2 separate regions of the Mus musculus genome follow, and region 2 is linked to region 1. Evidence: chromatin loops called from intact Hi-C (ENCODE). Cell type or tissue: left cerebral cortex. All regions are shown on one strand. Links, peaks and the distances in the headings refer to the core of each region. The heading gives the core; the rest is flanking DNA.

Region 1 (2,922 bases), core at 298-2,797:
TTTAGGACAGCCCTTAGGGCTATGGGAAAGAGCTCTAAATACATGACTTTAAAAGTATATAATTTCTTAACTATGCAAAATATAAAGATGCAATATGAATTATGAGGGGCTTCATGAATCTGAAGGAACAAAAGCATGTACACTATGGGCTAGCTTGTCAGAAAGATACAAAGGCAGGCAGATTCCTGAGTTCAAGGTCAGCTTAGGACAGAGCAAGGTTACTTTCCGAGTGTGGTAGAAATGATAATTTCAGGGCAGGGTCCCAACCAACTACCTTACCAATTGTGTTTAACAAAAGCAGACAGATCACTGAATTCTTTTACACTGTTTAAAAAGAAATGTATGCTTGCTCTCTCTTGAGAATCAAAGAGCTGGGGTCAAGGGACCCTGATGCTGATTCACAAGATAATTTAAAGGAAACCTGGAGTAAATGATGGGTTTCATATGTAAAATAAGAGACAGGACCCAAGTTCTGCAAGAGATGAGCTATCCAGAGAATTTTTTAGGATTAAAGAGAACTGCTTGGAGAGCAGAGAGACAGACACAGGCGCACACACACACACACACACACACACACACACACACACACACACACACACAGGAGTGCACACACTCACAAGCTAGCAAGACCTGGACAATGAGATCTCTTAGAATAGCAAGCAAGCAGAACATGGACAGAGAAATCTCCAGAGAGAAAGCAAAGCATAGAGAGAAGTAGACTGGAAAAGCTGGATCAAGCAGAACACAAGTCTTCAACTTGGATCCACAATTTTACTTCTGGTCATTTCTTTTCACCACTCCCAGACACCCCTTCTCTCAGAACCCCTCTCCATGCTGAGGTTGGGTCATGGCATCTCTGGGTGTGTCTATGTGGACTTTTCCAGAGAAGGGTAGTTAGTTAAGAATGGAGAATCTATTTTGAGTTCACTGTCTCTCTAAATGAAATAAATTTCCAGAAAGGAGAAACAAGCTAAGAGTAGACATTCTCTATCTCTATTTTTTAGCTGCTATGGTGGGATTTGTGCTGTTCCACCATGGCCTGTCCACCAAAAAGAAATGACATACCTCAGACGATGAGCAAAAGAAATCCTCCTTCTCTTACATTCCGTTCTGTCATGCATTCTGTTACAGCAACTCATGGGCCAGCTAGCACAGCCTGTCTTAGCCTGTTTTGTTTGCTTCATAACGTTAGTTGATACTTGGTAATGTATAAAAAACCAGAGGTTTGCTTATCTCACAGCTTTGGAGGCTAAAATTTCAAGATTATATTGCCTAATACGAAGAGCATCTCCTGGCCATGTCACAACATGCTGGATGCTGTTCCATTACAAAGGAGCAGAGAGATGGAGGAGAGGAATGAATGAAGGGAGGGACCAGACTTATTCTTTTACAATAACGTGCTCTAGCTAAGATAAACTTGGTTCTAAAAGAACTACATGAATCCCTTCTAAGAACAGTAATCCATGGGCTAATCAACTTTTAAAGATCCCAGTATGTCAACACTTGTACATTAGGGACAAGGCTTCCACCACAAAAACCTCTGGGGCTGAGTCATATAGTAAACAGAGCAGAATCAGGTTGTTGAAATAGAAATATTTTACATGGTATCATTATTTAATGATGATGGGTCAAATGTTTGTACAGATTGCTCTTCTTTTATTGAAAATATAGTTCCTTTTCTACAAAAGCAAACCTTTTTAATGAATCTAGACTGGTGAGGCAGCTCAGCAAACATGAAAACCTGGGCTTGATATTTAGGATCTAGGCAAAAGAAGAAGAGGAGGAGGAAGAGGAGGAAAAATGCCAGCATAGACATACTTAGAATCCCAGTGCTAGAGAATAGAAACGAATCTCTGAAGTTTGCCAGCCAGCCAGTTCCAGGCCAAATGAAAGGTCTTTTCTCAAGAAAATATAGTGAAGGACAACTACAGGATGACATAAAAAGTTGACCTCTGGCCTCCAGATGCACACACACACACACACTCACACACATACATACATACATACATACATACATACATACAAAGAAAAAAGAAATAAAAAATTCAGTTTAGTAGGGTTTGTATGTACACTGACTTGTATAACAACCATCACCATCTAATCTCAGTACATTGTAGTCCCCTCCCCCAAATTAACCCTGTATCTACTGACATTCCTTATTGGGGCCATTAATCTACCTTATGAATTCACCTATTCTGGACAATAGAACTTTACAACACAGTCTTTCATGACTGGATTCTTTTCCTTAGGATAATATCGATAATATCATCAAAGTTTATTCACACTATAGCGCATGTGTGTTGTTACCTGATCTTTAAACACTCAAACAGTATCACATGGACAAACCACACAGAGTTTAACTGTTGATCAATTGATAAACATTGAGGGGATTTCTACTTTTTGACATTATGAATGCCCCTGCCATGGCTACATATTACAAAAATTCTGTGTGGATGTATATTTTGGGGTGTCTTTGGGTATATACCTAAGAAGCATTGTCAGATCAATAGGTTATCCCATGCTTTTCCTTCCAGGGTTCTGTTGAAGAAGTACAAAGCTGTTTTCCACTAGTTTACAAACCATCCAGCAGCGGATGTGGATTCTAGTTCTTCATACCCTGGACATTGCTTGCTGACAGTTATTGATTAGAGATATCTTAATATGTACAAAGTGGTATCTTTTGGCATTTTTATATTACCTTACATTGTGATGAATAATGTGGAGCCTCACAATGTGCTTATTGTCTGTTTATATATCTCTTTTGAGATGTATAATTCAAATGTTCTTACTCATTTTTAAATTAGGTCACTCGTATAAGACTTCATTACACATTCTTCATACAAGCCCCTTATGATCCATATGTACCTTGAACAATTATCTCCCATCCACAGGCTTTTCATTTGACATTCTTGTCCTTTGAAG
Region 2 (2,922 bases), core at 111-2,610, 60 kb before region 1:
TAGCACATCACAAAAGCTCATCCCAACCAGCTCAGACTAGCCCCTCTATAAACCAGAGGTACATGGGGTCTTTAGGTCTTGTCGACTTACAAGGTCTGTAAACACCTTTAGATATCATATGAGCTTGCAGAGCCCACGTCCTTCATTACTAAATTAGGAATGCCACATTCTTTCTTCTCTGCACTGAAAAACCATAGGATTTAAAACTTGAACACCAGTAGCCAACAAATCCTTCAAATTATTCCAAATTTGACCCAGAAATACAGTGAGGGTGCTCTCTACTTCTTTCAGAGGCATTTGCCTTCTTGCTACCATTGACTTGTCTGATACCCATGTGGGACTCCCAGTTTCTTCTCCCTCTCAAAGATCCACACTGGCCTTTGCTACAAGACCTCTTGAGGCTCTTGACCTCTTGCTATAAAAGGTAGATAAAGCTATTTCTCCTTTGGGGGAGTTGTAAAATGTAAAGGACATAAAAGTTCATTTTCCCCAGTTCTAAATTTGAGACAGTCCTGGGCAGCTAGAGGGAGGTGGTGGTGGTGGTGGTGGTGGTGTGTGTATTTGTGTCTAAGTATGTTGAAAGAAAAGTATACACATAGATGTATATGTGTCATGTGTGTCTTGAGAGAAAGGTATGCATATATGTGTGTGTGCCGAAAGCAATGTATACATACATATATTTGTATATGTGTGTTTTAAGAAATGTATTTTTTTCTGGCCAAAGCTATAGAGAACTTACAAATGAAAGCTCAATTTAAAAAATAACTTACTTCTTCCAAGTTGACTAAGTAGAAGCTCAATGATCTGATATTTCTAATATACGCTACAATAAACTGGGTTGATTATGATTCCTAAACATACCCTTTGCTAGAGTCATCTGCCTGCTTATCTAAGTCTGCCTCTGTACATATCCAGTTAGTTTAAATGAGGCACCTTCTGAACCAATGTGTATTCCTGTCATCTCTCTTGAGCTACTTGGGGTCAGACCCAGCCAAATGTTAGGCTCTTTGTGACCCACAGGATTAAGAGTGTGGTGAGAGGAAGGCTCTATTTCTAGGAACTAACCAAAGGAAAACATGGGCCCTGTAACCTGCAATGGAATCTTTGCTAGAGAAAAGAATATGTGAAAACCATAAACAAGATAGAAAATCTGCTGCGAAACCTGCACAGAGCATTCCCCAAAATACATTCTCATTAAGTGCTCCACAGAACAAAACCCTAGAAAGGAAGCACAGTAGCAGCCCATTTTTATATAATGAATCACATTTTTCAATGAGGCAGAACAAGAAATCCGGAAATGACTTTCTTAGATTTTTCAAGAGTAGATCATCTGAATTACATAAAGATAACAATGACTACATTTTCTCAATGAAATTCATTTTGCAATGTCACTTCTCTATGCAGGACACACCCACATTTCTGTCACTGCTTTTATTCTTATTCGATGTTTTCCTTTCTTCTTACTTTGCTTCCCAGTGAAAACTGATTTATTTTTGCACTTTGACCATCCTGCAGTTTGCACCCAGGAGTCACAGGAGCCATCAGACCTAGCCCTGAGAGGAGGCTCATGTTCTCTGCATATGGGTAGGTTTGACTATGAACTCTAGCTCTATCAAATCAAGTACAGAATGAGCATTCTCTGGACCAAAGTCCATATATGGCCAGTCAACAAACACAGCTTCCCCTGTCTCTAGTAAGCAAAGTCAAAGTCCCCTAAAGCCATCACCGAACAAATGGCTGGCCATTCCTCCTATTAGCTGACTATGATAACTGATAAAACAGAGCAGGTTGTGTGCAGAAGTTTATTACTACCTGCTGTCCATGTGACTATAATTATATAATTCAATTAAATATCAGGTAAAGTAGTGAGATTTAAGTTTAACAGCTGTTAATTGCCTTTTCCACCACACAGGAAAAATAATTGAGATATGCAATTGTCCTAGCTGGCCTTCCATTGCTGTGATAAACATGAGCAAAGCAACTTGGGAGAAGAAAGAATTTGTTTAGCTTACTCTTTGTCGTCACAGTCCATCACTAAGGGAAGTCAGGACAGGAATTCAAGCAGAAACCTGGATGCAGGATCTTGAAGCAGAGTCCATAGAGGAATGATCCTTACTAGTTTGCTCCCTCTGGCTTACTCAGCTTCCTTTCTTATATAGCTAAGGCCTCACCTCCCTAGGATGGCACAACCCACAGTGGGTGGAACCTTACTACATTAATTATCAACTAAAAAAAAATGAAGTCTCAATAGATCTGCCCACCTCAACTGATGCTCCCATTTCCCAGATATGTCAAGTTGACAACTGCAGCTGTGACAGCAAGATAATGAAGATAGGAGTTCTCTGTTTCATTGTTTCAGAAATCTCACCCTGTGACTGCAGGGCTCTGTGGCTTTGGGCCTGTGCTGGCACCGTTCTTAATGGTGGAAGCTAGTAATTGAGGATGCTTAGTTCTGATCACATCATGATAGGAAGAAAAGAGAGAACCAGAAGGTGGGAATCTTCAAATCTCTTTGGAAGGCACACTTCAACCATAGAACTTCCATCCACTGGATTCTACCACCCAAAAGCCCCACTTTAGGATGAGATCTTAAACTCATGGGTCTGGGGAACATTCCAGACCCAAACTGAAGTAACAACAAAACAACTGATAGCTGTATGTAAAATACTATATAGCTGGATCTGATAATGACTATTATTTTTATTTAAAAAATATCCTTCCTTGAAGGTCCCAAGCAACTGTAAAAGAGCGAGGATCACTGACGTGGAAATACACTCACTCTGATTCTATACAGCTATGCTTTGTTATCTTTGTCCCTTATGAAACTAAGAAGAAAATCTCAAGTTCCTGAATTAATGAAGTGGCTTAAAAGATGCTCTTGAACCTTGACTATTAAACACCATGACAACTATAAGAGTCTCG

The links. Peaks named below come from ENCODE experiments on the same cell type or tissue, not always from the same donor. Only the 100,000 strongest peaks of a DNase experiment are listed, where the experiment ranks them.
Region 2: a loop joins it to region 1, with 4 times the contacts of the local background. A loop is called at or near these places in 1 of 42 quality-filtered maps.

Annotation. Positions count from the first base shown.
Region 1 is chr11:12,469,516-12,472,437 of GRCm38, forward strand. No RefSeq gene overlaps it. Among named protein-coding and RNA genes, the nearest start is that of Cobl, 6.0 kb to the left of the region's middle. In left cerebral cortex, for the core only: no CTCF peak of the experiment used is centred there; a DNase peak (open chromatin) is centred at 1,804.
Region 2 is chr11:12,410,019-12,412,940 of GRCm38, forward strand. All of the region lies in intron 1 of Cobl (cordon-bleu WH2 repeat), which reads right to left. Among named protein-coding and RNA genes, the nearest start is that of Gm30596, 27 kb to the left of the region's middle. In left cerebral cortex, for the core only: no CTCF peak of the experiment used is centred there; a DNase peak (open chromatin) is centred at 1,240; H3K27ac peaks cover 257 bases.